Linked DNA regions of Mus musculus: all the other regions are linked to region 5. The links are chromatin loops, found by intact Hi-C in ENCODE. Cell type or tissue: heart. All regions are shown on one strand. Links, peaks and the distances in the headings refer to the core of each region. The heading gives the core; the rest is flanking DNA.

Region 1 (5,375 bases), core at 235-5,234, 63 kb before region 5:
TGTGTGTGTGTGTATGTGTCAGAGAAAAATCTCAGACCTTTGGAGCCATGCACTTTTGTTGATTTGATTTTTTTTTTTTGTTTTTTGTTTTTTTGAGATAGGGTTCTCTGTATAGCACTGGCTATCCTGGAACTCAATCTATAAACCAGGCTGACATCAAACTCCCAGATCTGCCTTGCCTCTGCCTCCTGAATGCTGAGATTAAAGGCATGCACCACTACCACTGGGTTGAGACAGGCTATTCCACTAGCATGGACCTAAGCAAGTCACTAGAGTGTCTGACCAACAACACAGTGAGGTTTCTGTCTGCGTCTACAATGCTGGGATGAAAAGAACACACTACCATGCCTGGATTTACAAGTAATTACATGTATCGTGTGTGTGTGTGTGTGTGTGTGTGGGGCATGGGTATGGTGTGATATGTGTACCACTATTTTACTTAAGGAGATCAGAGAACAAACCTGCATGACATTGGCTGTCTCCTTCTACTTCATGGATCCTAAATATCAAACTCAGATCCGGTCTTGGTGATAAGTACCCTTACCCTCTGAGCCATCTTGCCAGCCAGCCCTTCCTTCCCTTCCTCCCTCCCTCCCTCCCTCCCTCCCTCCCTCCCTCCCTCCCTCCCTCCCTCCCTCTTCCTTCCTTCCTTCCTTCCTTCCTTCCTTCCTTCCTTCCTTCCTTCCTTCTTTCCTCTTTCTTTTTTTCTTTCTCTCTCTTTCTTTTTTCTCTTTCTTTTCTCTTTCTTTCTTTCTTTCTTTCTTTCTTTCTTTCTTTCTTTCTTTCTTTCTTTCTTCCTTCCTTCCTTCCTTCCTTCCTTCCTTCCTTTCTTTCTTGTTGTGAGCCTACCTTTTAATGGCTGACCCATCTTTTCAGTCCTTTATTTCCTTTTAAATTGGGATTGAACCCAGGTCATTGTGCTCGCAGGCAAGCACCACACTGACAGAGCCATCCCACAGCCCTTATTGTGGGATTTTAAAGAGTGTAACAGACTCGTGAGATCAACCCATTTGAGAATTGTTAGTTCAGGGTCTATAGACTCCCGGGCTTAAGTGTTTGGGTACAGACTCTGCCATTGTCATCTTAGGCAAGTTACTGGCCGTCTTGAGACCTAATTTCCTTATCTGTAGACTGTTACTTTCCTTATTCAGTCACTGAGACCAGCAAAAGATAGCACTGGACACTGATCATTTTTAAAATGCTAATTATTCTTATCATAAAAAAAGATGGGATGTCTTCTCTGTGGGTAACCATCTGCTAAGTGCTGTAAAGGCTGCACAATGGCGAACGTCACAGCTCCCACTCTAAAAGGGTCCTGTCACCCAGCAGAGTGGAGATGCCCAGGTTGTCAGTCTGTACCTTTCGGTTAGATTCCGAACCTGCCTGGGATTTATGGTCTGATTTCGAATTAGTCACTTTCTTTGGGAAAAGCCAGACTATATGCCTTTATAAAGATCCACTGAAGGGACAACACATTTCCACGTGTCCACTTCAGGCGAACCGTCCATTACATCAGGCGGTTTTCCCTTTCCCTTGAAGACAAGCACCAAGTCCTCTTCTGTTCCGATCTCCAGAACCTGCCTTCTTGTGATAGTGTAATCAGCCACTAGAGGGCGCCCCCTTCATTTCTTGCTCATTTGCTTTTCTTTCTGCAGTCTTAGCTGTGATGTGAGACATGTTTAGCTTGATGGCTGCCTTACATTTTGCTTGAGAAATAGTCTTTTAAAACACGGGTCTCACGTAGCCCAGACCCACCTTAAACGTGTAGCTGAGGCCAGCCTTGAACTCCCAGATCTTGACTTCTGCCAAGTGCTAAGATGACGGGCACATTTTTGTTTTTTGTTTTTTTGCCACACCCAGACTGTCTCTTGTTTTTAAAATTAGCGGTGCTTACAGAAATGCTTTAAATTTGACCTTTTTAAAAAAATATACATTGTTGTTTTGCTTGCATGTTTTGTGTCTGTGTGCGGGTGTTGGATATTTGAGTCACAGAGAGTTTTGAGTTGTCATGTGGGTGCTGGGAATTGAATCCCAGTACTCTGGAAAAGCAGTCAGTGCTCTTAACCACTGAGCCATCTCGACAGCCCCACTGAAATGTCTTTAAATAAACCTGGGGCGGTGGGATGAATGTCGCTGCCGCTGCCCAGCCTTTCCAGAGCATCTGTTTTCTCACCAGATCTGCACCAAGGGCATTTCACGGGCATCTCCTGGAATCGCGGGGCCACAGTGTGTGTAAGGTGGCTGTACTTGTATTCTAACGACTGCAAGCTCAGATTCTAGTTGGTTACGTAATCTCTGCTACATCCGTCTTGACAGGACATTTGATATTGTGAGCCATTCTCCCCAGGGCCATATCCCCGCTGGCTGTAAGAAAAGCCCAGGATAGGTTTTGGGTTTTATTCTACAAGAGTGGTTCCTGGGTTTATCGGACACAATGCTTTCTGTAACAAATATTTTGTGATAAGTAATTTGGCTGGCTGTTTGTTTTGAGCGGAACAGACCGGACCAAACCAATGTGGAATTCAATCACCGAGGCCTTGCAGCCAATTAACTAAGTTGCAACTGAGCTCCGGGCTGACGACTAAGGTGTAGCCAATTATTTTTTATGTCTCACTTTTTTTCTCCTGTAAATGCTATGTGTTCATGCTGTTGGCTGGAGTTCTCAGAATCTGCCCTGGTGTTTGGAGCTGCCCCATGTGAGAATCCTGGGTCTGGAGATAGCTCAGTCAGTAAAGTGAAGACCTGACTTTTGAGCTTCCATTTCACCCAAGCTGGCCATGGTGACATATCCTTGCACACCCACCACTGGGGATGTGGCCAGCTGAAGAAGGATCTATCCTAAAAAATACATGACTTGCTGCCAGTACCAAAGGTCTATAGCATGTGGGCACCAATTCCCAAGTATTCCACCAGAGGGCGGTATACCCTCTTCAACCCCTGCAAATTGCTTGGTTCCTAATCCTTTTCTGTGGGTGACAAGGGGCCTCTGTTAGAGGACTGGAGGTCCCCTGGGTGGTAAGGGGGGTGAAGAGGGAAGTGAAGAGAGGAAGTCACAGAGCATAGAGATGACCCCCAACTTAGTGTGGTAGATTTCTAGTCACATGGTATTCACCATGACTTCAGTTATGTGCTTGACAGTTTTAATTTTGTTACTTGTCACTTGTTTGCAAGGTGATAATGAACTAGCGCATTTACTCTTGTCAAAATAGGGTTTTTTTTTCTATGTTTGATAACCGGTGATGAGTCTTTACTGAATAATTTTTTTTTAATCGACTTAAACTTTTGTTTAACCTGATATTACATGTGTTTAAATGGTAACTTTTAATGTTTAAGTGATGTGTAGGCATAAAACTTGCATCATTGACATAATTAGAGTGTAAGAGAGAGAGAGAAAGACAGAGAGAGAGAGAGAGAGAGAGAGAGAGAGAGAGAGAGAGAAGAAGAAGAAGAAGAAGAAGAAGAAGAAGAAGAAGAAAACAGAAACAGTGTTACTAAATTCTTGCTGACCCTGACCCTGTCTGGTCTCTTTCTCACTAAAGCGTTGTCTAGGGAAAGATTTATCTGCGTAAAGACAAGTTAGTGCAGAGTCTTGACCATCCTTCAAGTAGCCAATAGGATGAGCAGCAATGCAGCATGAATAATTTTCCCACCATGTATATTGACATTCTATAAAGCATCCTTCAACCTTCAAACCATTTCCCTTATCCTGTGCACAAACAGCCAGTCATTGTGGGGGCGGGGTGAGATTAGGGGTGGGGGTGGTCAGTGGCTCCCTGGATGTGGAGTGTAGGTAGGGTCTACTTAAGAGTTGTGTGTTCTGTTCTGTGCATATGCCCTCTCTGAGTCTCTGTATCTCATCCCTCAAAAGAAGATGTTGGAGTAGATCTCATTCTCTCTCTCTCTCTCTCTCTCTCTCTCTCTCTCTCTCTCACACACACACACACACACACACACACACACACACACACGAACGCACGCACGCACTCAGAGAGTTCTGTGATGAGCCATCCTACTCTCACGACTTGTAAGAAAGTGAATGTTAATCTCTGCTTCCCAGGAAGGAGCTTGTAGAGGGGAATCCCCTGAACAAGACCAAGAGGGTTTTTACAGGCTGAGAGCTGTGTCATAAAACCAACGGCTGGGGATCCAGACCTCTGCGCAAGGACTTGGCTCTGGAGCAGGGCAGGGGAGAAAGAGGAGACTGCAGTTGCAGGATCTCTGAGATGGGAAGGGGTTGGAGTTCACCTGCATGTGTGTTTGGGTGTATGCCTGTATGTTCATACTTGTGCTAAGGTCTATATAAGGAGGTCAGAGGACAACTTTGTGGCGTTGGTTTTCGCCTTCTCCTTTTGCAAAGTCCCAGGGATAGAATTCAGGCCATTAGGCTTTGGAGACAAGCGCTTCCCATGCTGAGCCACCTCACTGGCCCCAGCTGAGTGCTATTAAAATGCTCTTTGCTTAGGAGGCGGGAGCAGGTGGACCTCTGTGAGTTTGAGGCCAGACTGGCCTACAGAGTGAGTTCCAGGACAGCCAGTATTACACAAAGAAACCCTGTCTCAAAGAAGAAATCTCTTTGTTATCTACTTGGCTGTAAATTTTAGTGGTTACATTGTTGGTATTTATAGAATATTTCCTTAACTGTCTCAGTGTATCCCTGAATGAAAGTGTATCATTTTATGTGTAGCACAAGAAACTTACAATCTATTTTTATTCTCCCCTCCTGGAGCCATTATGTTATGTTTGTGCTTTTTAATATCTTATAAATATATTTATATATTGTCAATATTCTTTTGTTTAGTGATCTCTCTCTCTGCCTCTCTTTGGTCTCCCCGTTGTGTGTGTATGTATGAGTTTTATGTGTGTATGTGTGTGTTTGTTTGTTTGTTTGTTTTTTTGAGACAGGGTTTCTCTGTATAGCCCTGGCTGTCCTGGAACTCACTCCGTAGACCAGGCTGGCCTCGAAATCAGAAATCCGCTAGCCTCTGCCTCCCAAGTGCTAGCATTAAAGGTGTGTGCCACCACTGCCTGGCTTTTTTTTTTTTTTTTTTTGGTATATGTTTTGTATATGTGTTGTATGTATATATGTGTTTTGTGTGGTGTGTATGGTGTGTGTGTGTGTGTGTGTGTGTGTGTGTGTGTGTGTGCGCGCGCGCAGGATATATGTAGAATTACTATAGGTAAAGTGGCAGGTTTGAGAGGTAAGAATAGATAAAGGCCAGAGGAACTGTTACACTAACAAACATTTCCAGGCAGGCCGTATGCTCTTTTGAAACTTTCTAGAACACATAGCTTTCCAGCAGGCATGGTTTTCTGTCCATGTAATTGATAGACCTATTTGGTTGGCCCTTACAGGAAGGGGTGAGAGCCATTCTTGT
Region 2 (5,375 bases), core at 115-5,114, 130 kb after region 5:
TACTGACATTCTCTTCCGGACAGAGTCAAAGCCCAGCGTGAAAAGGAGGTCAAAGGTGAGGCAGATGCCCTGGGGCAGACGCACAGTCACCTGCTCAGGTGTCCTAGACACTAGTGTGAAACTGTAGGCACGGGCAGCATGCACTAGGGCTGCTTCATCAGGGCTTTCAGCCTCGTAGCACAGCTCTGGTTCATCTTGGCTGAGAGTTGGTGCCTCCAGCCCCTCCTCCAGAGAAGTGCCTGATTCAGACCCCAGGATGTCACCCTGCTCCCATGTGCTGCTCCGGTAGCCACCGTCAGTGGAACAGTCACCGCTACACACGGACGTGTCATCTTTCTCATCGGAGTCTATGGTGGGCAAGTTGGGTCCCAGACTCTCTCCTAGATCTGTGTCAGAGGGGGCCGTGGATGAGAATGATTGACTGAGACTCAAAAGCTTCAGCCTTTGGAAGAGCTGTTGAATCTTCTCCAAGGATGTCCCTAGAGCCTTGTTGGCTGGTGGAGTGGTAACCTGTGGTTGAGTAAAGAAAGTGCAACATCACTCTAAGCATGTGAGCTGTCTTATGCAGAATAAGAAGTCATTTTGCAATCAGAGCATTATTTGGGTCTTCTGTGGTCATAGACCTGTAGCATGGTCATAGAAAGACCCTGTGTTCTGTGGATCTCAGCCTACCCACCTGTACAAAGAAGGTGTTAGCTCAGATGTTTCCTTCTGTACCTGACCTTCTAGGTGTATAGTTTCCAAACATCCCACTCTGGTCATGGTGGAAAGAAACATAGGGGTGAAAATGAGACTCTCTACAGTACTCTTTCTCTCAGTTCAGTGCATGGTAAGCTGCTTTCTCTCTGTGTGAATCATCACATTCATTTTTTTCCCTGAAAATCTATGGGTATGGAAGCCAGGCACCCAGATGTTGAATAGATTTGCCATGATACCTCAGTGTTTTGGTAATAGAGTTGGGATTCAGTTCTGAGTTTGGGTCCAGCAATTAGCTTGGAGCTATGAGCTAGTGCCAGCCTTCTCATTAACTTGAAAACTGAAGTTGGATGCTAGCTTTCCCAAAATAGTACTTCTCAAAAATAGTTGCTTGTTCAGTTAATGCTTTCTGTCTCCTATATATCACGGAAAGTGTGTGATCATGAGGTGATTTTTCTGGGTGGTTTGAAATCTTGGCATAATGAGAGGAAGTTATAGTCTAGTGAATCCTGTTTTTTTGGTTTTATAGCCACAAGTTGCTCCAAATCATTATTTTTTTTAAAACTTTTTATTGGTTCTTTGTGGGTCCCACCTCATGCAACCTAATCCTACTCGTTTTCCCCTTTCCTCATATCCATCCTCCACCCTTGCATGCTCCTCCACAACAGAGAAAACAAAATCCCATTGTGAAAAGTATAGTGTGTCACAGTGTGTCTCACACTGTACTATCTTGTCCACACTACTTTGCTTGGAAATGCTCATTGCAATGACTTGGTTTGGAATAAAGCCTCTGGTTTCTGCTACTCTGTCAATACCGGAACCTCACTTGGACTCCTCTTGGATAGCCTGTTGTTGTCCTGTTCCATGGAGATCCTGTAGTTTCAGATTTGTAGGACTGGCCCCTTCATGCACTCTATCAGTTCATTAATGGAGATGATGAGGCAGGCCAATTCAAAGCCCTGGATCTGGGCCATGAATGGGACTTGGCTGGCTCTACCACCCTTGTCATCCAGGGTTCAGCTCTCCTGACTACCATAGATGGTGAGGGAAGTAGGGCATCTCTCCCTCATCCGTGCCGTCACCCAGAAGACAAGAGGCAGGGACGGCTCTCCCACACACACACCCTTGAATCTGGCTCACCCTCAACTGCCACACCAGGGCCAGCTCTACTGAGATGTTCAAGTGAGGAACAGGATCAGCTCTTCTGTTTTCAAGACCCCATTGGGGTCAACTCTCCTGTTCAACACCAGTGTTAAAGGTAAAAGGGAGGGGAGAAGACCTCTCCCTCTCTGACACCACTGAATAGCAGAGGAGAGGTAGGGCTGGCTCTCCTACACTCAAGTCCTTGGGACTGACTCACCTGTAACCCCCACACTCAGGGCCAGTTCTACTGTGCTACCCAGGTGAGGTGCAGAGCCTGTTCTCCCAAGTGCTGCAGCTGGTGAGGGCTAGGGTTAGATTTCCCACTCTGATGACCAGGTCTTCTGTCTGCCATAGATGGCAAGGGGCAAGAGGGTTCATCTCTCCCTCTCCATGTTACTGCACAGCAGACAAAAATAGCAGGGCCAGCTCATCTGTACCCCCACCATCAGGTTCAACTCTACCATGCTACCCACATGAGGTGCAGAGTCTGGTCTTCCAAGTGCTGCTGCTGCTGAGAGGCAGGGACAGTTTTCTTGCTCTCATGACGCCAAGGCTAGCTCTTCCAAGATGCCCAATCAAGGAGTGAGCCAGTTCTTCAGCTCTCAGATATAACATGTCCCCATGGAGCAGACCAAGGATGCCCACCTGACCTTTGGTGGCAACAGACCCTTGCTGTTGCAGGGTCATGGACCCAGACATGGCCCCCAGTGGTGCCACAGGTCAGGACCCCACCATGGTCCCAGGTGGTATCACCAGCTACTCACATCAGGCTGTTCTTCACTACCCTTGAGTCTCCAGATCTGCTTCTCTTCATTGTGCCCACATCCTTACTTGCTCTCCTTAGAGCTGCTTGGGCTCTGAGTGTCTAGAGTCATCTCAGGAGTAGTCTCAGGAACATTATGCCCCACTTGTGAATTTTGGTACCAGGCAGGGGTCATCTCAGGCATGGTCTGCTCCCCCATGCTCCCACAAGACTGTTCAGGGTCTGAATGGTAGTCATCTCAGGCTAGCTCCCTGTCTAGGCCCCATGGCATTGGTCTGGAGGTCATCCCAGGCTCGCTCCTTGCTTGCCTGACCTAGTGGTCCCATGTGAGGTTTACCTGTCCCAGGCTTACTCCCACCCAGGGTCCTCAATCCCAGATAGGGTTCTTCTAGTCTCAGGCTTGCTTCTGGTCTTGGGAGGTGTTAGGACCTACATGGCTACAGACTGGTGGTCATCTCAGGCTTGCTTTTTTTTTTTTTTCCAGGAAATGTTAGGCTCACAAATTATTCAGATGTTCAGAGCTCAGAACTCCTCTCTGCCACCTACTGGTGCATATATGACACAGCAGCCATGCCTGCAATGCGTCTAGTGGCAGGCAGATCATTATTCTTATCACTGACTTGTAGGGATCTTGGCTGAGTCTGTAGATAACTGAAGACCCATATACCCTCAGAAGTTTTCATTGTTCCACTTCATATAGACAACCACATTTCTGCATTGTTTACAAGGAAAGCACGTAACACACAAGCTTATTAATTTTAACTACAATATAAAAATAGATTCAAGTATGATGATGATATGATTTGGGAACCCTGAGTCCACAGGTGGTTCTACCACAGGTTAACCATGCTTTCTAAGTTAAGTTATTCAAGAGTTCAGACTTCACTTGTTAAGTCAAAAAATTATGCCCTTCTAAATTTCAGGGTTGTAAGTAATATACAGAAAGTAGTTAGCATTGGGACCGGGCACCCAGTCAAATGCTCAATAACTATTTACACAGTCCCTGCCCCGCAGATGATGGGCCAAGGTTGAAGGTTGCACAAACAGCTGCTCTGTAACTTTTCCCATTTAATTTATAAAGAGGGAAACAGACCTAGGAAGATCACAGGGCTGATCCAATTTTCACAGAGATGGGCTGATGATGCTGCCGCTAGCACCAAAGGGCCGTGCCTTTCTGATCAGGGATTTCCCCTTTCCCACCTGCCTTTGTACTTCTCCCTCACCATTCCTTCCCTCCTTAATCATCACTCCACCTTACCCTCTTTCTGGGCTCAGTGGTTGTGGACACCATGACGGAGTTGCAGATGGTTAGGGCGAGAAAGAAGTCAGCAATGGAGGCAGTGGTGGAGTGCGAAGGCTTGGCAGGTCTGGTATCTGAGGTCTCTAGCCACAGGGCAGCATCTCTCACTTTGCTCAGGAGGTTTTTGTCAGGAGTCACATCTTTTTCCTGGAAGAAAAACAAAACAAAACAAAACCCTAGTGAGGTCTTTTCCTGAAAGGACTGGGGAGGGAGGTCCCTCCCAGCAGGCTCTGCCTGTCTAGGGTAAGGAAAAACACCACTATCACTGCAGTCTTGCATCCAGCACATTCCTCCCTGCAACTGGACTGATCACTGCTCATACTTATTTGATTCTTCATCGTCAATCGGCTCTGTGGAGCTACTAGTAGCCAACATTTCTTCTCATCTACCATCTTCTCATCGCTTGCTCCTTACTCCTAGAGCTTGGATCCTCCAGCCCCCAATTGTATATTTTTGTACCAACTTTATACCAGTACTGCTACCATCCAGCTCTTCTTACCCTGCACATGCACATGTGCTATGCCATGTTCCCAAGACACCACTTTTTTCCCCTACTTCTTTTTTTTAAAGACTTGTTTATTTATTTTATGTATATGAGTTCACTGTAGCTGTACAGATGGTTGTGAACCTTCATGTGGTTGTTGGGAACTGAATTTTTTTAGGACCTCTGCTCACCCTGGTCAATCCTGCTTGCTCTGGTCAATTCTGCTCGCTCAGTCCCTGCTCTCTCTGGCCCAAAGATTTATTTATTACTATAGATAAATACACAGTAGCTGTCTTCAGACACACCAGATGAGGGTGTCAGATCTCATTCCAGGTGGTTGTGAACTACCATGTGGTTGCTGGGATTTGAACTTAGGACCTTCAGAAGAGCAGTCAGTGTTCCTACCTACTGAGCCATCTTACCAGCCCTTCCTGCAACTTCTGACTTTCAAAAAGATCTCCAGATCATCACCATCAGCATCTCCAACTCCTCCTGCTTCTAAATCCCTTCACAAGTTTTTTCATCAGACCCTAGTAGTCTCTGTTGCAATCTGGACACACAACCTCCTTTTATGTTTCTGGTCATATCAACAGAAGAATACTGTCCTACTCATCAAAGTCTCACCTAGATCTTAATGACCACAGAAGTGCCCGCCAGCTGCCTGTTAGATTCGATCCATCTCATGGTGATCTCTTCTGAATCACAGAAGTAAGTTCTATACTGACAATGTCCAGAGGTACCAGGCATGTAAGGCGGATGAGGAGAGTGCGCCAAGGCACAACTGAGTTCATTATGGGATAGAAAGTATTGTTAACCTGGTAAGCCACACTAAACAGTGCTGCTAGCTTTGCTCAGCAAAATGCTCCAAGGTCCTTCTGCCAAGAATCCTGACTCCTCAGGATAAAGCAGAGATGAGAAGTGACCTGTTTCCCCTTTTTCTTCTCTTTTAACTTTCTGAGATGAAACTGATCCACAGTTTTGCAATTTTT
Region 3 (5,375 bases), core at 186-5,185, 350 kb after region 5:
TATATATATATATATATATATACATATACACACACACACACACACACACACACACACACACACACACACACACACATATATATATATATATATATGAATGCATTCTTGCTTAATTTTTCCCCATAAATTCTGGCTTGAAGATACTGAACAGTTGGTTATTATCTCAGGGAAAATCCAACAGCCTGTTTTATCCACTTTATGTTTTTCTCTCTCATTTAATTTGAAAAGTAAACATTGCTACGAGGTTCAGAATGAGGCTTTAGGCAGTTTCTCCCATCTGCATTCTACAATTCACTCGATGAAAGGATTATTGTTTGTGATCATCTGATGGAAAAAAATACCTCACTTATTTTCCAGTAAGATTCATATTTTTAAGGTAGATGAATGCATTATTAAAATTATTTTGTATTGCAAAATGAAAAAGATAGTCTTAATTTTTTTTCTTCTCTATGAAAAAATACATTTCTGGAAGTCAGTGGTCAGATTTCATGAACCCATTGGGCATTGACTTATTGTTCTTAACAAGTCAGCTATACATTACTATTCTAAATTTTGGGGATTCAAATGGCCTGCTAGGAAAACCACAAAGTGATAACTGCTGGTGTTCATTGAGGTTCCATATGAGGCTTGACCCTGCCTTCCCTGTAATACTTGTCAAGGGGAAATCTTATACCTATGCAGATTAATATAACCAAAGTTTGGGGTTCTTTGTAGTGGATGGAGCCAGTGACATATTACCATGTATACAAACTACAGTTCTTTACTTGCAACTATTAAAGAAGGAAGGCAAAGATTTCCTGTAAGATTTGACTCTTTATCAATGAAATTGATTCAGATAGACCAGATTTTAATTTTCATCTCTGCTACCTTTAAGTGTTTATTAGATCTTGGGAAGTTACTATATCTCCCAGTTTTACTTTCTTTATTTCCAAGAGAAGTACCATATCTATTATTGATTTTATGTAGATTTATACAAATTACATGAGTGTAGTATATGTGGCATTATATATGTATGTATACATATATATGTAAACCTAGTATGATAAATAATCTAATAATGGTTTCAGCTATTCTAATTCAACCATAAACCCAAATACCATATATAACAGCTTTCATTTTTCTATCACTATGAGACTTGAATAGCACAATTCATTTCTTAAGTTTCTGTAATTTCTCACCCTACTCCAATCTCATTTGGTTAAGAAAAGGTGAATATATAAAAGTAGCATAAATGCCTAATCTGTAGAAATAGTATGCATGAGACAGAACTAGTCATTTGATTATTTCCACCAGGGGAAAATGTGTCAAGTATTCACTCAAGAAACTCTCCCTGTTTCCCCATATTTCCAGTTTCTAGTTCTGTGTCTAAGAAATTTTGAAAGCTGACATTCCACACTGATGATTAAAAACCTGAACAAATTAAATATCTACAGACAAAAAAAAGAGCAAAATCCCTCAGCAAAATATTAACAAATAAAACCTAATGGTGTATAAAAAAATACACACCATGATCAAATGAGATTTATTTTGTTATGCAAGAAAATCAGCTAAACATCACATCAATAGGTTAGAGAAGGAAAAAAATGACATAATTATAAATTGGTGTGGCAAAAGCATTTAACAGAATCCCACCACCATTCAAGGTCCTTTAAATTGATTAAAGGGAACTCTTTCAGTTTATACAAATATAAATATATGCACAAATTTTATAGCTTATTTAGATAAGCCTAAAAAGCAACATCTTTGTCTCACTGATTTAGAACAAAGTAAGGAAGGAATCTCTCACAACTGATTTTCAGGATTTTTTTTCTGGATCATCATATAAATTCAACTTCTTTGATGTATAGTTGTAATGAGCAATTAGCAAAAACGGTACTCATTTATAGTTAAGTACCCTTAAACATGAAATACAAAAATTTCAACTGAAAATGCAACCTATTTGTATAGGAAAAAATGACTGAACTCTGATTAAATAAAAAAGAAAAAACTAACAGAATGGAAAGATGTTTCATGTTCATGGATAGGAAACATTACCATTTAAGCAAATAGAGAATTCTCAAAGTTCTGAGTAGGATATAAGATTAGGAGGCTTCCCTGAAGGTTGGTGAAAGAGTCAAGGTAAACAACAATAGTCTTTACCTTTATGAGAGATTACAACTGAGAACAAAAGGATTAGGTAGCTGAGAGCTCTGTTAAGTAACAGAAGACTCTACGAACTGGTCACCACATGGCTTGGTCTGTAGTCAGTGGGAACTATCCAGAGAAATGTTTGCTCTATAAACACAGACAGAAACCACAGGCACAAGCTGCCGAAGGATGGATCAGACTTCAGAGATGTAACACACTATGATAGAGAGATGCAAAGCCAGCACAAGCTATAGGCAGAGGCTTATGTGTGATGTAAATAGGTGTGATGTTGAGATTATTCAGGGGTCTCAAGCAGGAGACATCCAGTAGTGCAAATAACAATGGAGGACCTGAGAGGTATGCTGCTGCACTCAGCCTGGCCATGTCAAAACCACATTCTAAAGATATGTGAACTGTAGTTATTGAAGAGACTACTGAAATGGATGTCCACACAGGTAGGACCTGAAAGGATGAATGTTTCCAGGGGAAAAGGCAAACAAGAGCCGAGCAAGTGTGACATCAGGGCACAGCAACAGGTGGAAATGTCCCCAAAGCAATTTTCCATGCAGATGTCTGGGAACAACCCAAGGAAGGGCTGACACCTGCTGGTGATGGAGAAGAAATGGAATCCAATGGGTAAGATAGAACTGTCTCCAGTGAGACAGTGTGTGCCTTCGAGTCTGGCTTTACAGAGTTGAACTGGAGCATCAGACTGCCCTTCCCTAGTCAGTGCAGTTCGCATAGCTTACTATGCAAAACATCTTCTGAAGAGGATCACAAAGCCATCCCTCCAAGGAAGGGACACTGAATATGCTGTTAATTTTCTTCTCTTATTATATCTTTGCCTTAAAAACTTTAAAAATTTACATGTAAGTTTTACCAGGTAGGGAGGTTACAGCAATATTGGCTCTTGGTGGGATAGCTACTTTTTATAGAAAACAAAAACATTTCCCATACCCAGTACTGGGATGAAAGGCATATGCTAACACCCTGAAAACAAAACAAAACAAAACAAAACAAAAAAAAATAAACAAAGAAAAAAGCGAAAAAGCCCCAAAACTTTACTCTTGCAAAAAATATCTCATCAATGTCAAGATTTTGGTTTTATATCACTAAATGATTGTTATGATTTTTACAATGTTGCCACACCCATTCCATTGAGTATGTCATACTATTCTTATTAGAGCCCATATACTTTCCATCTCACCTCCACTATGCTTACCTCTTCTTTTTTTTTTTAACCCTCCCATTTCATTTTAACTTCTTAATTAACATGTGTCATAGTTTTAATAGTCTTTAAATTCTGAGGATTTTTCACAACATCTCTACTTTCCTGCTCTATCTAATCTTTCTCTACTAAGACAATTTTATTTCTAATCTTAGCCTTAGAACACAATCTGTTAGATCCCACAATACCCTTCTGATTCTTTATCCCTTGCTAGTAATTGAAGTTTAAGGGAACTATTATGATATTTGCATAGTGGTCTTAGAAAGCAGTTAATATTCAATTCTTGGAATGTCATTGGGGAATCATTCTAGGGCCATGCACATGAGGGTTAGCCAATGAATTATATTACCAGTCCACACTAGAGGAATTATTCATTTGATATACTACAGTCTAGTTTCATGTGAACACTGCAAATACTTCAACTGAAGGATGTAGCTGATATATATATATCTCACAACCACTGAAATAATCCTGAAATACAAATGACAAAGCAGGAACTCAAGAAACATGAGCAACAGAAGCAGCATGATCCCTTAGAAAGTAGCAGATTCCAGTGAAGCGAAATAGATAGAATTGTAGATGGAGAATTAAAAAAAATACTTGCCTTGAGCTTTAGCAAAATCAAGTAGGATATAAACCAACTCTTAAATGTATCCAAAGGGAATAAAAATAAATGCCAGCCTGACATAAGAAAAGCCATATACAGTATAGAGAAGAAGGATACAGAGGCTGAAGAAAGTAAAGTGCTTGCCACACAAACATGAGGACCCGAGTTCAGATGGCCAGCAGCTAAGTGGTGTGAGACCCAAGCCTCACTATTTCTCACTGGAATTCCAGTGCTGGCAGGTAGTCACAGGAGGGTCCTAGGATCTTGCTGACCAGCCAGTCTAGTTTAGTCAATGAGCCTCTCCTTCAGTGAGGGGCCCTGTCTCAAAAGTTGCTGTTCAAACCATTAGAGGAAGACACCCAAACTTGAACTGTGGGCTTCACATACATGGGCACATACTTATGCACGAACCTGCATATACAAATGCACATACATGAACATGTACACATGCGTACAGCAACACACATATACACACACATACACACATATTGAGTACACACAAGAAATAGGAATTCAATAAACAAAAGTGTTGATAAATATCCTGATACTTTATGAAAAAAAAAACTAGATGTAGTGATAGACTATCAGATGTGGAAGACAGAAAGATGAACTGAAATATTCAAACATTGACATAGACAAAGTACAATAAGAATAAACTATATGAGATAATATATGAAATACCACTGAATAAATTTACAAATTATTTAGCTAGGAGAAGAACTTCAGGGTAGAAGAATAATTATATATTCAATAAAATCACAGCAGAAAGAATAGAGATTGCTATAAAGATTTAAAAGGCAAATAGAATGATTGAGAGATGAATTTTAGAAAAAGAACTTCCTCATGTTATATTATAAAGATAAAAATAAATCAGATGATAAAGAAAACACATTGAAAGATGAAATGAAGAAGCACCAAATAACACATAAAGCAGCCCACCAGAATCAGGGATTTATCAACAGAGACTTTGAAAACCAGAAGAGCAAGGAAATATATTTTAATCTGTAAAAGCTGTAACTGCCAATCCAGATCATATTCCCAGAAAAACTAGGCATCACATTTCAAAATCAGAAGAAAAAAAATCTTTCCACGATTAACACAAACACAAGGAGCTTCTGATTCCTTGGCCAGTGGTAGAGACACTACTTAAAAGGAATCACACTGAGAAGAAATTCAACACATCTAAGAAGCTGCAGTGAATAATACATTAATCCTTAGAACAGTAGATACACCAATGAGTAGTAAGAAAACACCAGAAATTATAAATCTAGAAATGATGGGAATTAATACACACTTTTTGGCAATCACTCTGAATATTAGTGGCCTCAATTTGCCAACCAAATGGCACAGAAGAAGAACAGATTGATAAGTAATTTGACTGCATAATGAAAATTATTCCAACAAAGGACCCAA
Region 4 (5,375 bases), core at 269-5,268, 84 kb after region 5:
AGTCCTTCAGACCAACCTTCATATTTTAAATAGACAAGAAAGAAAAGCTGCACAATAAGAACTTTGCGAGAATGAGAAATGATCTCCTGAGTCTTAGATCCAGTTGGGGCTTTTCAAAGCTTTCTTTTGGCAGGAGGGTGATTTAATAATTTATTTTTTACCACCTGAAGGTGAGTAACACAGATGTGACCTTTGACTTAGCCACATACTTGCCTGAACAAGAGCAGTAGTGTCCACTCTCCTGTGTGTCCTGTTGTATCAGCAACAGCCTCAGATGTAGGCAGTCCTGTCCATGGAGTCTCCTAGATAAATGTGTCTATCTCTCCATCCTTGACTGCCATCTTGACTTGAGAACTCTTAGGCCTACTTCTTTGGCATAAAGCAGATAAGTGTTGTTGAAAAGGATGGCTTGCCAAGGTGGGAAGCTCTCACTGTTTGGCCATGATGGTCATGAAGGTGGTGGCCTGAGTGATGTACTTGACTGTTCTGACCCAATGGATTGTGGTCCAAGAGGGTGGTATAAATTTTACTTTGGAAGGGTTCTGTGTGCCACTGTGGGAAAGAGCATGGAGTAACTGTGTGGATCAGAGGTGACTCTTCTGCATCTTCATTGGGACTTTGTTCCTTTCCCTTTTAAAGGAGGTGTGCTTGGCTAGAGGCCTAGTGACTGCTGCCCAGGACTCTTGAGTTTTCAGCTTGAATATCTTCCATAAGTGGAAGAGGAAAGTGCATGCTTATTTTTACATACGTGTCTTATACATATATCCAGGAAAGGGACAAAAGTATATGTGTGTGTATGTGTGTGTGTGTGTGTGTGTGTGTGTGTGTGAGAGAGAGAGAGAAAGAGAGAGAGAGAGAGAGAGAGAGAGAGAGAGAGAGAGAGAGAGAGAGAGAGAGATCTTCTGAAGGCAGGAAATGGGGCTCAATAGCAGCACTTGATGGAGCTTTAGAATTTGTTTCTGCCTTTGTAAGTAGGACAAAGGCACTCTGAAGGAAGCCTTTTGCTGGTATAGTCCATCTCTCTTCTCCTTCAGGCTATTCCTCTGCAAACAGGGTAACACGAGGAGTTCTAGAAGGACTTTGTATTGGTCATCTTCCTGTCTCTGTGATAAAGTACCATGACCAAGGTAACTTATAGAAGAGTAGGTTTGGGCTCATGGTTCCAGAGGGAAGAGTTCATCATGGCGGAGAGGCAGGCATGATGGTTAGAGCAAGTCTACTCTCAATGAATACTTCCTCCAGCAAGTCCAGCCCTGCTCAGTCATTGCCTCCAACTGGGGACCACGTGTTCAAATACACAAGCCTCTGTGGGTATTCCTATTCAAAGCACTACACACAGAGTTCTACTCAGACAGATTTCTCTTCTGTCCTTTATCACGTGGCCTCAAGTTATTCTATGCAATTGTCATTTGGTGTAACAATCTTTATTTTTTTTAAATGTGCATAGGTGTTTTGCTTGCATTAGTGTCTGTGGGAGGATGTCTTTTAAACTGTGCAAACAGCTCTGGAAAGCATTGGTATTTTATCTCTGGCTGATGAAATAGTTGAAGATGGGAGTCAGGAGAGCAGTATTCTGATCGTAGCCTTGCTTACACATTGCAGAATGACCCTGGACACAGCTATCTGTCTCTCTGTTGAATTTCATCATCTGCATTTAATAACAACCTTTCATTTGTGGGAATACACAGGTTAGCTGCAGGAGAAATGGCATTTCCAAAATCATTTTCCATTACCTGCCTAATTCCTGTGCAAGACTGGGCCCCTTAACATTATGAGCCAGAGAAGATTATGAGGACTGTGGTGGTTTGAATAAGAACGGGCCCCACAGGCTCATAGTTTTGAATGCTTAGTCACCAGGGAATGACACAATTTGAACAAGATTAGGAGGTGTGGCTTATAGGAGGAAGTGTGTCACTGGGGGTAGGCTTGGAGATTTCAAAAGCCCACACCCAGGCCGAGAATGTCTCTCTTGGTCTCCGGACCACCATGTAGTTCTTAGCTATTGCTCCAAGGCCATGTCTGCTATCATGCTTCCAAACGGAAGACGATGCACTGAACCTCTGAATCTGTGAGCAAGCTTTCAATTAAACGTTTTCCTTTCTAAAAGTTGCCTTGGTCATTGATGTCTCTTCACAGCAATAGAACAGTGACTAAGACAAGGCCCCACCCCTCTCTGAAGGGGTAATTATGTTGGTAGGTAATTAGGGTTGCTGGGTAAGGGAGAGTCATTTTATTCAGCATTGCAGCCACTGCCAAGGTAATTTTAAGAAACACCCACTCACCCACTCACCTATAACTCACCCTAATTAAAATCATTTGTTCAAGAAGTGTAGGAAAATACTTTCTTTGGATTTCAGTCAGGCGTTTGGTTGGCTAGTCTCTCTACAATTATGTCAGTGGAACCTTCCCTCAGGCCTTCCTGTGAGGGGTGAACCCTCTTACAGACGGCTGCAGAGAGAGTGTCTGTTCAGCTATCTACAGAGGTATGACTTTGAGGAAATAATATGTTTGGAGGGGCATGGGAATATGGGCTTTGTGCTTCATTCACATAGTAAGCAGCCATGTTTATTGAGGGTGGCTGGTAGGGTTGCTGAGGTGCCTGGGGACCTATGTAAAAGAAAGGTATGCATTTGCTCTGGCTTCCCTCTTGACAGTTGGAAGGGCTGAGTGCCTTGACCCTTCGTTATGGATCCCCTTAAACAACAGTTTCTCAACATCTATGTACTGATCTGAAAAAGTCAGTCAAGGTCCTCCAAGGGATTGGAGGTTTTGTTACCTTTCCCCCAAAGGGTTGATGCCTCCTCAGCTTCACTCAACTCCTGAAAACCAACCCCATTCATGATCTCTCCGACGGCAGTATCACAGTATCATCACAGGATGTTGTACTCAGAGCACCAGGGGCAGAGCAGGAAACTGATGTCTTTATGGGCTTTTCTATTCTCTGTGTTTATGTGTGCATGAGATACAGACTGATACAGCTGCACAGTGGACCACAGGCTTGAGATCTGTCCAAGAACAGTCCTACACCATAGCCAGCCTCCCCAAATAGCTTTTAGAACCAATTGAGGGCCCAACTGGAGAGGTTGGAAAACCTGGGAAGAATAGTTTTAGGGAAAAGCTCCTGAAAGAATTTGTTTAGAGTCACCATAGAAACCAGAACACCAAGACTTGAAATCTGGGCTCCAGTTCTTAGATCCAGACAGACTCAATGTCCTCAACAGGATTCCAGTGCCTGAAGCTCTCCCACCCCTGCATAACCCCAGTTGCAGTACCTCCTTCTATCCGGCTAGGTGGCAGCAGAAGGCTTCCAGTGGAAAGCATTCCACAGGGATCTGTCTGACTTGGTGCCCAGTTTGGAGTCTGAGAGGGCTGCAGGGGAGATGTTTTATGGCGGTGTAAAGAGTATTTCAGGTTTCCCCTAAATGATGATATTATACTTACTTTTGTTTGGACTGCAGCCCAGATTTACATGGTATGGAATTGTCTTTCTTTAGGCCACATTGCTGCCTTATGCTAGATTTGAGATGAAATTAGGGCGCCCTCACCACTATGAAACCCTGCCTCTCAGGAGAATGTCATGTGGTTCTGGTTCCCCATCTGCCCCCCTGGTCTTATCTTGAGTCATGCATCTCTGGTTAAGTACACAGACACTGCTTACAGACTCCCAGGGTTAGAATACCACCTGACCACTTGCTAACCATGGGACTGTTGTGTCTTTATGTGACTTCTCTTTACCTCACTGTCTTCTCTGAGGTTGGGATGAATGACTGCAAATGGCACTCAGTTTCTTTACAGTGCTTCTCATGAGAGGATAAGAGAATATTTTTGAAACAAGTGTTTTGCTTCCATGGAACCTGGTGGTCAACAAGTATACAAGTTCTCAGCATAGATCTCATGAGCTCATGCAACTCTTTTTCCCTCTGAAACCATGTGACCAGACCTAGCTGGCCTCCTCAATGATGAGAAACCATGCAGGAAGGAAGATACCAGTTCTTCAGCTGGGGTCCCAGTTACATGTGAGCTCCATTGACATCAGGCAAAGTAAGGGTGAGGCCAATGCATGGAGCTTTGAGGTAGTGGTGGTGCAGTTGAAGCTATTGAGCCAGGTTAGATAAGTCTTTACCCTGCAGGGTTGCTGTGGTGTTAGATAGTGATGTACAAAGTCTAGCACACACTAAAGTAACCCAATACAGTTATTAGGACAACATATTTGCTGTGGTGTTAGATAGTGATGCACAGAGTCTAGCACGCACTAAAGTAACCCAATACAGTTATTAGGACAACATAATCCCAGGCCATTGTCTGTTGCTCTCTCTCTCTCTCCTTCTCCCTCTCCCTCTCCCCCTCTCTCTCTCTCTCTGTGTGTGTGTGTGTGTGTGTCTCTGTTTCTCCCCCCCCACCCGATGCATGTGTGTGTGTGTGTGCATGTGTTTGATGTGTGGTATTTCTGCACATGGAAGACAGAGAAGATTGGATATCCATCTTCTACCATTCTTTGCCTTGAAACAAGTGCTCTCCCTAAACTTAGGTTCACAACCACCTAATCCCAGAGAGTTTCCCCTTTCTGCCCACCTCACACCTTTGTCAAGTACTAGGGTTACAAGTGCATCACCCTACACATAGGTTTTTAGGTAGGCACTAAGGATTTGAACTCATATCCTCATGTTTGTGCTGTAAGCAGTCACATTGACAATGGATGGAAAAGCCCAAGTCAGCCTAGGTTTTGGGTGTGTGCTAGGTTCACAAGAGAAAAAGTAGTTGCGTTAGATTTCCTGAATAATGTTGCATGTGCCGCTTTCAATTCTTGTAGCCCAGAGATATAGTTTGTGCTCCACTTTCACACTGGGCCAAGTATTCCTAACACCCTGAAACCTGGGAAGGTAGGTACAAGTGATGGCAGGCCCAAGCTGCATTGAAAATTATCTAGTAGAGACTTACTAAAGTTTCTTGGATAGATACATAATTGAGTACAAAGAAGGACAAATGAATAAATATTCATGATAATAGTAATGATAATGTATAGGTAGAATAATAGGATTTCAGATTGGTAGGAAATCTATGGAAAAACCAAGTTTATTTTTCTTTCTAAAAAATGATGACATGTTTCCAGTCTATCAGTAAAAAGATTATACACATATAACATGTACTACATACAGTCACTAGCATTATATTACAGAGGCAATGTTAGAGCTTCCCTCTGAGTGAGGTGGCACATCAGACAGTCACACAGTTGGTTTGGTTCATGAAGAATGGCAAGAGTAAGTGACCACTTGTGACCAGCTTGGCCTAGGCTCCCCAGCATGTGGAAAACTGTAAAAATGGGGCCATCACAAGCAAATGGAGTTGGTTGGTAAGCAAGAAAAGAGCAGCATCCG
Region 5 (5,375 bases), core at 231-5,230:
AGAGGGCATCAGATTCCATTACAGATGTTTGTGAGCCACCATGTGGTTGCTGGGAATTGAACTCAGGACTTCTGGAAGGCCACTGAGCCATCTCTCCAGCCACCCCACACCCCCCAACAGGTTTTGTATCAGCGATTTTTCTCTGGCTTTATCCATTCCATTTTCCTATCTCCCTGGCCTGGAATTTGGAAGGGCCCTGGGAACTTCTCTCAGCAACTCCTTTCCTCTCTTGTCAGTCATTTCTCTGACCCATGTCTGATTGTCAGGTTTCCATGGGGAGCCCTAGCCTCTCGAAGACTCTCTGTTTTCTGTTCTTAGATGGGCTTGAAGAAACCAGAAAAGGCATGTGAGGCAAAAGCTGCTTGAATTGATAACAATGGGACTGGCAACCTCAAATTCCCTTCCATTGAAAATTCCTGGGGGTGGGGGTCGGGATGGGGCTCTTGCTTTCAGTACTTTTAACTTTTTATCATGCCTCTTTGGATTAGGTTTTTGGTGGGCTTTCCAAAACTTGGGTGGAAGGTGTCCACTAAGAGTGGGAAGGGGTGCAAAAGCAGATGTCTATTTGCCACAAAAAGGAGCAAGTAAGGAAAGGTTAAGATGTGTACGTTTCCCACACACATTTGGCCTCTGCTTCCTTCATCCAATGAGGCAGCTGAGTCTTGACTCCCATTCTTGTGTCACAGAACAAGTTGGAGAAGTTACAGCACCCTGGGATGAGTCCTGCGCCTTTCTTTCTTGTCCCTCTCATCCTCTGCTCACCCTGATATCCCCATTTCCTGCTTGGGGTCTTACAGCCAACAGCCAGAGCTCCTGAGCTCTGTTTAAAAAAAAAAAAAAAGCCGTCACCATGGTAACCTGCATCCTGCTCCATTTCAACCAGAGATACAAAGAAGCAGCAAAAGAGAAAGTTTAATCAGATTAAAAAAAAAAAAAAAGGAATCTTATTGACAGTATCCGTCTTTTTGGGAATAGAAATGTTCCATTTTAGTGGTGTTATCAAATGCCAGTCATTTTATGTCCTGTGGCTTCCAGAGGGTCAAAGTCATTGCTTGCTTTCTAGGGCTGTAGATGTCACGCCTTCTTCTCCAGAACGGGTTGAAGGCTCTTATGTGGCATGCTGGCTTTTTGTTTCTGGTTTGTTTATAGGCAGGGTCTCATGCAATCCAGGCTGACCCCAAACTTGCTATGTAGCTGAGGCTGACCTGCTTTCAGCTCTCGAGTGCTGGGGTTACAGGCTTTCTGGGTGTTGCTGCACTGGCCCCTGTTTATGCTTCTTGGAAGGAATTACGGTGGGATTCACTCTAGGGAGCTTTCCAGGCTTTTCCCACCTCAGTCTCCCCAGCCTACAAATCCTTACATCATAATGGAATGAGAAAAAATAGCTGTGACATCCTTGAAGGTCGCTTACTCCACAGCGCCACTCTTGAATTTGTGTGTCTAGTGATTCTTCCCAGGCATCTATGCCCAGAGAATGCTCCTGGATCTTCCTCAGGAGGGCGTGACCTCAAGAGGGCGTGACCTCTGGAGGGCGTGGCCTCTGGTCTTCATGACTCACTTGGAGCTGGGAATTATCTGGCTCATGCTGGTTAGTTTTGTCAGCTTGACAGTCTCCTAGAAAGGAAGCACTCCAATTGAGCAATTTTCTCTATCGTACTATTTCGTGGACATGACTGTATGGCATATTTATTGATATAGAAAGGGCCGAGTCTGCTGTGGCTGCCGCTATCCCTAAGCAGGTAGTCCTTGGAGATATATGAAGGGTAGATGAGGTAGCAGCGTTCCTCCATGATCTCTGCTTGAGTTCCTATCTTTATGGTGTTGTAGTTTTTGTTCTTGTTTTTTTTTCCCCCATGACTGTGATAAGCATAAGCCAGATGATATCTTTTTCCTTCCTAAGTTCCTTTTGGTCATTGTTTTATCACGGCAACAGAATGAAAATTAGCATGTTCTCTCTCATAGACACAGGGATGAGCCCATGGCCTGTGGGAGTTCTGGGCTTTGGTCTGGCAGGACTAAGAGGCCAAGTGAGGGCAGGTCCGGTGTGAGGATGGAGGCCAATGGGTGCAAGGATAGGGAGGGAGACAAGGCTCTGAGTGTTTCTCTTGGTGTTCATTGGAATGTACTAAGACACTGCCATCATCTGATATTTTTAAGTTATCCTAGGCTCCCCTGCACAACTTCCCAGAATTCCCCTCATTCCACCGTCCTTAAGTCAGATATACACTTGTTATTTTTCAAACTAGAATCTTTGGTACTCAGCTTCAGCTGTCTTCCCAGCTATGTTTTTGTGGATACTGCTGGGTTATCTGTTTGTGGTTTGTTGTTGTTGTTTTATTTTAAATCACAGCGAGGTTTGTTTTTATAGACAAAGATACAGTGGCCCTGCAAGGACTTATCTCCTTTTTGCCTAATGAGTGGGCCACAGAGAGTGGCTGCAGTACAGTTCTTGGCCACTAGGGGGCAGGAGCACCAAAGCAAAGGACTAAAGAAAGCCAGCAAAAGAAGCCGGCAGGTAGCAAGACAACAGGGCTTGTGAGGCTGGCACAGTTCAAGTTCTGAATCTCACATCTCTGTATCTCATCTTGGATGCACTGCGTGCCTACTTACTCTGATGATCTCATGCACCAAAGTGCCCGAAAAGAAATTTCTTAGGACTTTTGATGTAGGATCTTACTGCCTATGAAACAAAGCAAGAGGCATCTCGGATAAGAATTAACCTTTCATAGTTCTTAAAGAAGTTCTTGGGAATTGTAAGACCTCAGCCTCCGCTTCCAAGACAGTGTGTGACCTTTTGTAAGAAGCCTAACCCACTACCTCTCCCTGGGCTTAAATGTCTTCTTCACAAAAGGCGAGATGATGGGGCATCATCATCCTTTCTAAATCCAAGAGGCAAAGGGCAAAGATGGCAGACGTGGTTTCTATAGACTCCTTCCCATGAGGCATTTAAATCCGCTCCTTCATCCCCACACTGGGATCTACGTACTTCTACAGGCGGCCGCACTTTACACACAAGAACAAAAAAAAACCTCAGGTAGAAGCTTGGTAAGAGGTGAGTGAGGTATTTTTTTTGGCTCTTTCTACTCACTCTGTGTCTGTCTGCACCCTTTGATGGTAGTGAGGTCTGCGAGCAGAAGTTAGTGAGCATCTGTGATCGTTGACGCTGTCTTGAAATCCACATCAACTCCTTCCTTATCCTGAACCAGAACTTACTGAGCCAGCCCAGGCTGCCTGCCTGGAATGGAGTAGATATGAAAGTCCACTGGGAGCAAGGCATGGCTGGGTCAGGGGTTCTCAGCCTCCCTAATGCTGTGACCCTTTAGTACAGCTCCTCATGTGGTGACGCCAACCATGCAATTATTTTGTGGCTACTTCATAACTGTAATTTTGCTAATGTTATGAATCATAGTATAAATATTGGGTATGCAGGATATCTGATATCAATCCCTATGAATAGATCATTTGACCCACAGTTTGAGAAGAAGCGCTGGTCTAGAAGGGTTTTTTTTTTTTTTTTTTTTTTTTTTTTTGCCTTGTCATAGATCGTATTTATGGCCAGGCAAGACTATTTCCATACAATGCCATGTGGTAGAGCTTTTGCTCAAAACTTTGACTTTTTTTTATTCTTAAAAGATACTCCAAAGAGTTTAGGAACCCACGGACCTATGAGACTATCTGCACTTCTGGCTATCCCACATCGGGGCAAGATGGTGGCTTGGCTCTCTTTCTATAGTCTCATCCATGAAACACCATGAAGTTAAAAAGATCAAAACAAAAAGCAAGTGATGCGAAAAAAAGCAAAAACAAAACTAACTTATGTAAAGCTTTTAATCCCAGCATTCAGGAGGGAGAGGCAGGCAGATCTCTGTGGGTTTGAGATCAGCTTATTCTGCATAGTGAGTTTCAGGACAGCCAGGGTGCTATGGAGTAAGGCCATGTCTCAAAGAAAGAAAGGAAGAAAGAAAGAAAGAAAGAAAGAAAGAAAGAAAGAAAGAAAGAAACAAACAAACAAAAAAACCAAGAGAAACAGCCAACCAATCAACCAACTAACCAGACAAAACAAAACTCAAACAAACAAAACACCCAAGCTTAAGTAAAACTTTCTCTCTCTCTCTCTCTCTCTCTCTCTCTCTCTCTCTCTCTCTCTCTCTCCTCTGGCAGCCTCAGTGTCTCAGGCTCACTGTCCCGGAATGCAGAGGGGAGGGGTTGGCACAAGGGAGATGAGTCCTTGCCTTGCCTGTGCTTGCTGCTGTCTAGCTCTGAGTGACCATTCTTCACGTTTCTCAGCTGCCTGGTTGACGGTAAGCGGCCACTTTCTGCCCCATTGCCATTTCACTTAGCAGGACATTGTAACTAAAGACTAACAGAGAGTAGCACCATTTCTCTCTTTAAAAATTACTTCCATCAAAGTAAATCCTTATTGTTGAAGACATGATGCATTTCAGAAACAGGCCCCGGAGGCCTCTGAGCTGGAGCTGACCTGAGCGGCCCGGCCTGAACACTAGCTTTCACGGAACCAGAAGGCACCATGCAAGTTTCCGAAGGAGGGAAGCGAGCAACAGTCCCATCTAACTATAACACGAATGAGCCGCATCAACAACCAGCATGGCGTGGTAACCCTAAGGGGGCAGTAGTGGCACACATGCCTTGGCAGTAACCATCAGGTCTCCAGTTGGATTTAAGACAAGTCCAAGGCTCAACAAGAAGGAATTCATGTCTAATACAGCTAACTACTAGCTAGCCTAATCTAGCTAAAGACTCAGTGCTGGTTAGAGTCTTGGTTAACTGGAGAAGAGTCTAGAACCATTAATTTACTAAACCAGCACACTCCCTAAAAATCGAAAAACATTTGTTCTTATACCTACAGGTAACTGTAGTCTTTACATCAAGGAAAGTGCTGTTTGGAACATATGGAGACCACTACAAAAAACCCTCAGCCAATCAAAGTGCAGGTTTGTGGACTCCAGTCCCTGTGGATACATCTACAAAATCCTCCCACGTGTAAGGCTGAGAGAGCATTGTGAAGAGGGGGCAGAAAGATTGCAAGAGCCAGGGGATCAGGGACTTTGATCTAAGATTGTGTCTCCTAGTAATATCAGAAGCTGTACTCATGAAGTCTCACCACTAAGACTGTCCAAGTGTGAGCTGAACAAGGATGGCACCAGTGGACATGACAGATTGGATAGGGGAAAGCCCATGAAGTCTCAGCCCCACATAAAGAGCTCTAGGCACCTGAATAAAGCAGAGAGTGGGATGGGGTGGACCTCCCCAGGGAAGAGCATACCAGATGGTTGCCAAGTGCCACACTGCCAGCCCTGTAAACACACATACAATTAATCAGACTAGCTAAACAGGTTGCATTCCTGAATACGTTC
Region 6 (5,375 bases), core at 157-5,156, 76 kb after region 5:
AGGTTATAGGATCCTTTTAATTTCCTCACGGATTTCTTCAGTGACCCATTCTTCATTCAAGGCTGATCCACTCTGTGTGTATTTGTATAGCTTTTCTTGCTATTGGATTTTTAGGTTTTTTAGATTTATTTATTTGTTTACTTATTTAATGTATGTGAGTCTTCAGACACACCAGAAGATGGCATCAGAACCTTATTACAGATGGTTGTGATTCACCATGTGCTTGCTTGGAATTGAACTCAGGACCTAAGGGAGAGCAGTCAGTGCTCTTAACCTCTGAGCCATTTCTCCAGCCCTGATTTCCAGTTTTATTCCATTATTAACTTTAGATTATTTTAATTATTTTATATTTGGTAAGACTTGTTCTATGGCCTATTTTAGAGAAGGTTCCATGAGATATTGAAAAGAATGTATATTCTGTTATGTTTGAATGGAATATTATATAAATATAAATATATATATAAACTCCATTTGATCTGTGGTATAGTTAATTTTATTTTATATGCATGAGTGTTTTGTCTATGTGCCATGTACCATCCAGGTGCCTATGGAGGTTACAAGAGGGTGTTGGACTCTCTGGGAATTGGATTATAGACAATTGTGAATTGTTATGTCATTGCTGGGAAGTCAAACCAGGTTTTCTGAAGAGCAATTGGTGCTCTTAACTGCTGACCTTGCATTTTATGTCTATTAATGTTTGCTTTATGAAATCAGAAATGTCATTGTTTGGTTCTTAATTTGAAATTGCTTCTTTTAAGAGTCACCTGCCCCCCAAAAACCCATTTATCTATCTATCTATCTATCTATCTATCTATCTATCTATCTATCTATCTATCTATCTATCTATCTATCTATCTTTCATCTACTTATTTGTATGTGTTTGTGTGTGAGAATGCACGCATGTGCATGCTATGGGACAAACTTTCAGGGCCACTTTCAGGATTCATTTATTTCCTTCCATTATATAGGTTCTGAGCTTGAACTCAGGTCATTCAGGCTTGGCAATTAAATGAGCCAGCTCACCGGCCCTACGATTGTTTCCTGCTTTTTCTCTGCATTGTTCCATAGTGGTCTTTGTTACCTGTTTTGACTAAATCTGGTTTCAAGTCTATTTATCAGATATTAGAACAGCTATGACAATTTGCTTTGTTTCCATTCACATGATGGACTTGTTTCTATCCTTTGATTCTCAGTCTGAGATGTCTTTACCCTTAAGATACATTTTGTGGAGAAAAATACATGGATATAGTTTTTAAGCTACTCAGCCAGTGTGCATCTCTCTCTCTCTCTCTCTCTTTTTTTTTTTTTTGGTGTGTTGAGGCCATTTATACTTGAGAGATGTTTACAAATTACAGGATTTTGCGGGTATTATTCTTATGGCACAATGGATTATTGCCTGTTCTTTATATTCTCTCCTACAGCATTGGGAAGGTGTTGTATTAGATGTGATGTATTCTACCCTAATTCTCCTTGCTCTCATGAGTGTTATGTTTTCCCATGCTCTTGCGACTGAAATTGACTTTTCCCCTGTACTTTTTTGTTGTAGACCGTCTTACTTCCTTTCCTATGCTCAGTATTTAAAAAATATGTATCTTCTGCAGTGTTGGCTTTGTGGTCATGGGCTGCCTTGGTTTCTTGACCAGTATCCTGAAGTGTCTTTATTTCTTTGTTGATTTTCAAAGATAGGTTTGCTGGAGTGGCAGTCTGAATGAGAAGTTCCCCAGTGGGCTCATATAATTGAACGTTTGTTTGCTTAGTTGGTGGTACTGCCTGGAGAGGTCTAAGAAGTGTGGCCTTGCTGGAGAAAGTATGCCATTGGGGGGCAGGCTTTGAAGTTTCCAAGCCTTGCAACCATTCTCAGGGTACTTTCTTTGATTTCTGCTTATTGTTCAAGATACAAACGTTCAGCATTCAGGTCATGCTGATGACTGATGCTTGCTGCCGTGCTTCCCTGCTGAGATAGATTCATCCATCTGGAACCATAGGCCAAATAATCCTTTCCATCTCAAAGTTGGCTTGGTTGTGGTTGTTTGTCACAGCAACAGAAAAGTAATGAATACAGCTGGGTGTAGCAATCTTTGTTGGCAACTCTTTACTTCCAGGGCTTGGAATTCATAATTTCTTTCCTAGGCATGTATAAGTAATGTTTAGACTTGTGAAATCCATGTCTGTGGTCCTGAAGGTATCAGCCATGAAGGAAGACATTTTTAGGTCCTAGGGGAGTATAGGACTCATGGATTAGTCAATGTGGGCCTGGAAATGTTGTATATGAATGGGGATGCCCCTAGATTATATGAGGCAAGCTCTGGTGGGGAAGCTTAAAATCATAGTACCAATACTTCTAGAGCCGTAGAACATGGGTGGAGATTTCCTCTGCTCTCCAGGGATAAGCTAGAGGGATGTAAACAGTTTTTCACCAGTAGCTATATATCTAAGTCCTTTCTTGGGTTGGAAAGGCAGTCTTCCCTGGCTTTTGATACATGATTCCATTTGGTGATAGAGGTTTGGGCTCCTGGTATCAACATTCCTTAAGCTTCCAGGAAGCATTCCTGAGTTCTGAGAATCGGCAGAGGATTTTACTGATCCCTAATAGACATGTGCAGATGGAGTCAGAACTTTATAACAGTAGCTAAGATTGTGGGCTGGGGAGGAAATATCCCTTAGTTCTTGCCAAGGCAAGTGAGCTTGGGACTCAGTATGGGTCTTTAAGTTGTAGGATGTTAGAGAGTGTCCTTTTCCATATGAGTGATTTGTCAGCCCAAGGTTTCTGGTTGTTCCGAAGAACAATTGCAAATCCCTAAGCCAAGAAGGTATATAACATGGATTGTTGTAATAGCTTGGGTTTAGGGAGCTGGGTGAGACTTAATGTACATTTTTAATTTGAAACACAATGGCCACCCTCAGACTATCCTACATTCTAAACTGTATTGAAAGGCTATAAGGGGAATGGAATTCTCTTGCTAGTGTATCTTCTAGGCAATGTTGTTCCATTTGCTGTCACTTTTCACCTTTTCCCTACTTCCTCAATCCCTCCCCTCTCACAGGGAGCCAGGTTGACCTCATAAGCTGCAACTTCTCCACGTTGACTTTCCTCTTTGCTGTCTAAGGTTCTAATGATTTACTAACTCATTTCCAGACTTTTCTCTTTGTCACTGTCTTCAATATTTCCTTTGTTGGCTTGGATTCATTCTGTAGCAGAGTCATATGGGGGACACTTCTATTCAGCCATCTGGGTGTTTCTCCTCCAGCCTGTCAGCCTCCTGGATCTGTCAGCCTGGACCAAGAGACCTTGATCTGGCCAAGAAAATCTGCCATAGATTATTGCTGGCATGTCTTGTTTTCTTATCATCCATACCCTCCATACATTTCCATACCCACCTACGCCACCTCTAGATGATCTCTCTGCTGGGATTTCCTGATCATCTCCTGCTTCTGGCTCACTCTAGTATCTCTTAGACCTCTCAAGATAAACCCCAGTAGCTGATTTAATGTAAGCATGGTAGCTTTCTTTTGCCTTCCAGGTTTTTAGCACTTCACCAGTTTCACAACTAGAACAGATTTTAGAGACCAGCTCTCAGTTTCTAACATTTGTGACCCACAGAGTAAAATGGAGAAGATACCTATATAATGTCAGACCTAGAATATGAAGCTGTAGGATAAGAGCCAATTAGGGTAATGTGAGATGGGAATCCAATCCTCTATTTGGATTGCGTCTTCCCAGTGGTTTTGAGGAATACAGTTTAGCATTCCAACTGATTTGTTAACTCTTTTTTTTGGGGGGGATGAACAGAATCTTGAAGGAGATAGAGTAATTTGTTCAAGGTCACCCAGTGGATTAGTTCAGAATTTGAATCAAGGCTTTCTTAGCTTTACCACTTTCTGTAGATCCACAAATAAGACAGACTACAGGGGACTTTCAAGGGAATGATCAAAGAGTGTCTACCTCCTATTAACCCATCATCCCTTCAAAGTCTCACAGTCCGTCAATAGGTCCCTATGAAAATCATCAATATCATTTCCTCTTGAAACGTCTCCCTCCTGCCCTGATATAAATGCATTGCTGGCTTGTTAATTTTAGTTGGAAAATCGGAGACCTAGTGACAACCACTACTGCACAGGGCTCCTCTGCTGTTCAATAAATGCTAATAAACGGCAATCTGCAGTCTTAACAATTGCTTCTGCCTGAACCCAGATGCAAGGGCAAAGATTACTTTGGTCTGAATTGGATTTGAAAAGGCTGAAGGAACAGGCTTTGAGTGCGCAGTGGAAATGCCAGTTGAATATTAATTACTGCTGCGCTGCCGGATTGTGGAAGGGTGTAGTGGTTCAGCGCAGAGACAAGAGGGACTAGCAAAAGCCTTCAGAATGCTTGTGCTTGTGGAATCCAAGAGCGTGGCTTCAAACAGAGGCTTGGGAGCCTGGGGGTGGCTTTTTCTACAGCTCTCCCAGTGTTCCGAGAGCACTTCTGCTCTTGCAATTTGCTCATTTTATTTACTCTTCAGAATCATCATAGTGACTCAGCCAGGAGCTGTCTTACGGGCAGGTTTTAATTAGTGGCCTGGGAATTCAAAAAGTAGCAGGGAGGTACATAGGGGTTCCAGAAGCTACTTGCCCCACTAATTATTTCGAACACTCCAAGAATGGAATACTCATGCCTCTAGTGATTCCCAACACACAGTTACGACCAGCCTGCCTTACACAGTTATCCCCCTGACCCCAGCATTAGTCGTGTGTCGCATGTGAAGGATAGAGATTTGCTTATGAACATACTGAGGTGATTTCCATATATTCCCACCCCTAGCAATCTTTTAAATTATGGATACTAAATTATGTCCTACAGATTTAGCTGACCAATAGACACATGACTAATTGTTTCTTTCCATTTGAAATGTGAGCCTCCTGGTGGGCTGTATGTTTTGGTGCAATTATATCAGCCCCAGGCCAGAGCTGGGCCATTTTAGCCACCTGAAGAGTGTGCTAATTGTCCTGAAGTATACTGCCTGATGTGTGTCTCATTGCTGTAGTGGTTTTAATGGGAATTTCTAATTAAAAATAAGAAGAGAGTCAGGGTTGGATGCCTTCCTCCTGCATTACAGTTCAGGCAGAGCCCCCTTGAGCATGCTCATGTGATCAAGCCCATGAGGGGAGGCAGCTAGGGCAGAGACTAGCGTGTGTCTGGTTTGTCTAGTAGGTACAGCTCAGGCTGTTGGAGCTCTCATTAGATCTGGGCCAATGTCAACATGTCTTCCCTCATGCCACTTCTCCCAGGCTCTGTGTCAGTGTGTGGAGTGTGTGCCAGTGGGGACTCTGGGAAGAAACAAGGCAGGGATTTTAATCAGCTGGAGTTTCAGGCTGACATCTGGAAGGAGTTCATG

The links. Hi-C counts contacts between places; a loop is a spot of excess contacts. Peaks named below come from ENCODE experiments on the same cell type or tissue, not always from the same donor. Only the 100,000 strongest peaks of a DNase experiment are listed, where the experiment ranks them.
Region 1: it touches region 5 in a loop (4-fold over the local background); 13 of 42 quality-filtered maps call a loop at or near these places.
Region 2: it touches region 5 in a loop (17-fold over the local background); 14 of 42 quality-filtered maps call a loop at or near these places.
Region 3: a loop joins it to region 5, with 12 times the contacts of the local background. A loop is called at or near these places in 15 of 42 quality-filtered maps.
Region 4: a loop joins it to region 5, with 4 times the contacts of the local background. A loop is called at or near these places in 4 of 42 quality-filtered maps.
Region 6: it touches region 5 in a loop (2.5-fold over the local background); 5 of 42 quality-filtered maps call a loop at or near these places.

Annotation. Positions count from the first base shown.
Region 1 is chr11:43,409,193-43,414,567 of GRCm38, reverse strand. No RefSeq gene overlaps it. Among named protein-coding and RNA genes, the nearest start is that of Pttg1, 14 kb to the left of the region's middle. In heart, for the core only: CTCF peaks have their summits at 1,607 (motif pointing right) and 2,903 (motif pointing right); a DNase peak (open chromatin) is centred at 2,927.
Region 2 is chr11:43,211,085-43,216,459 of GRCm38, reverse strand. It overlaps Atp10b (ATPase, class V, type 10B), which reads right to left. Exons shown (of 23, transcript NM_176999.3): 11 at 3,861-4,049; 12 at 1-510. All of the region lies in intron 2 of Gm12146 (a long non-coding RNA gene), which reads left to right. It also overlaps the pseudogene Gm51418. Among named protein-coding and RNA genes, the nearest start is that of Gm12146, 11 kb to the left of the region's middle. In heart, for the core only: a CTCF peak has its summit at 3,148 (motif pointing left); no DNase peak of the experiment used is centred there.
Region 3 is chr11:42,996,732-43,002,106 of GRCm38, reverse strand. No RefSeq gene overlaps it. Among named protein-coding and RNA genes, the nearest start is that of Gm34644, 130 kb to the right of the region's middle. In heart, for the core only: a CTCF peak has its summit at 2,740 (motif pointing left); no DNase peak of the experiment used is centred there.
Region 4 is chr11:43,261,955-43,267,329 of GRCm38, reverse strand. It overlaps Atp10b (ATPase, class V, type 10B), which reads right to left. Exons shown (of 23, transcript NM_176999.3): 23 at 5,045-5,375. Among named protein-coding and RNA genes, the nearest start is that of Gm12146, 40 kb to the right of the region's middle. In heart, for the core only: a CTCF peak has its summit at 3,283; a DNase peak (open chromatin) is centred at 3,279.
Region 5 is chr11:43,345,885-43,351,259 of GRCm38, reverse strand. No RefSeq gene overlaps it. Among named protein-coding and RNA genes, the nearest start is that of Mir146, 26 kb to the left of the region's middle. In heart, for the core only: no CTCF peak of the experiment used is centred there; DNase peaks (open chromatin) are centred at 1,499 and 2,459.
Region 6 is chr11:43,269,387-43,274,761 of GRCm38, reverse strand. No RefSeq gene overlaps it. Among named protein-coding and RNA genes, the nearest start is that of Gm12146, 48 kb to the right of the region's middle. In heart, for the core only: no CTCF peak of the experiment used is centred there; no DNase peak of the experiment used is centred there.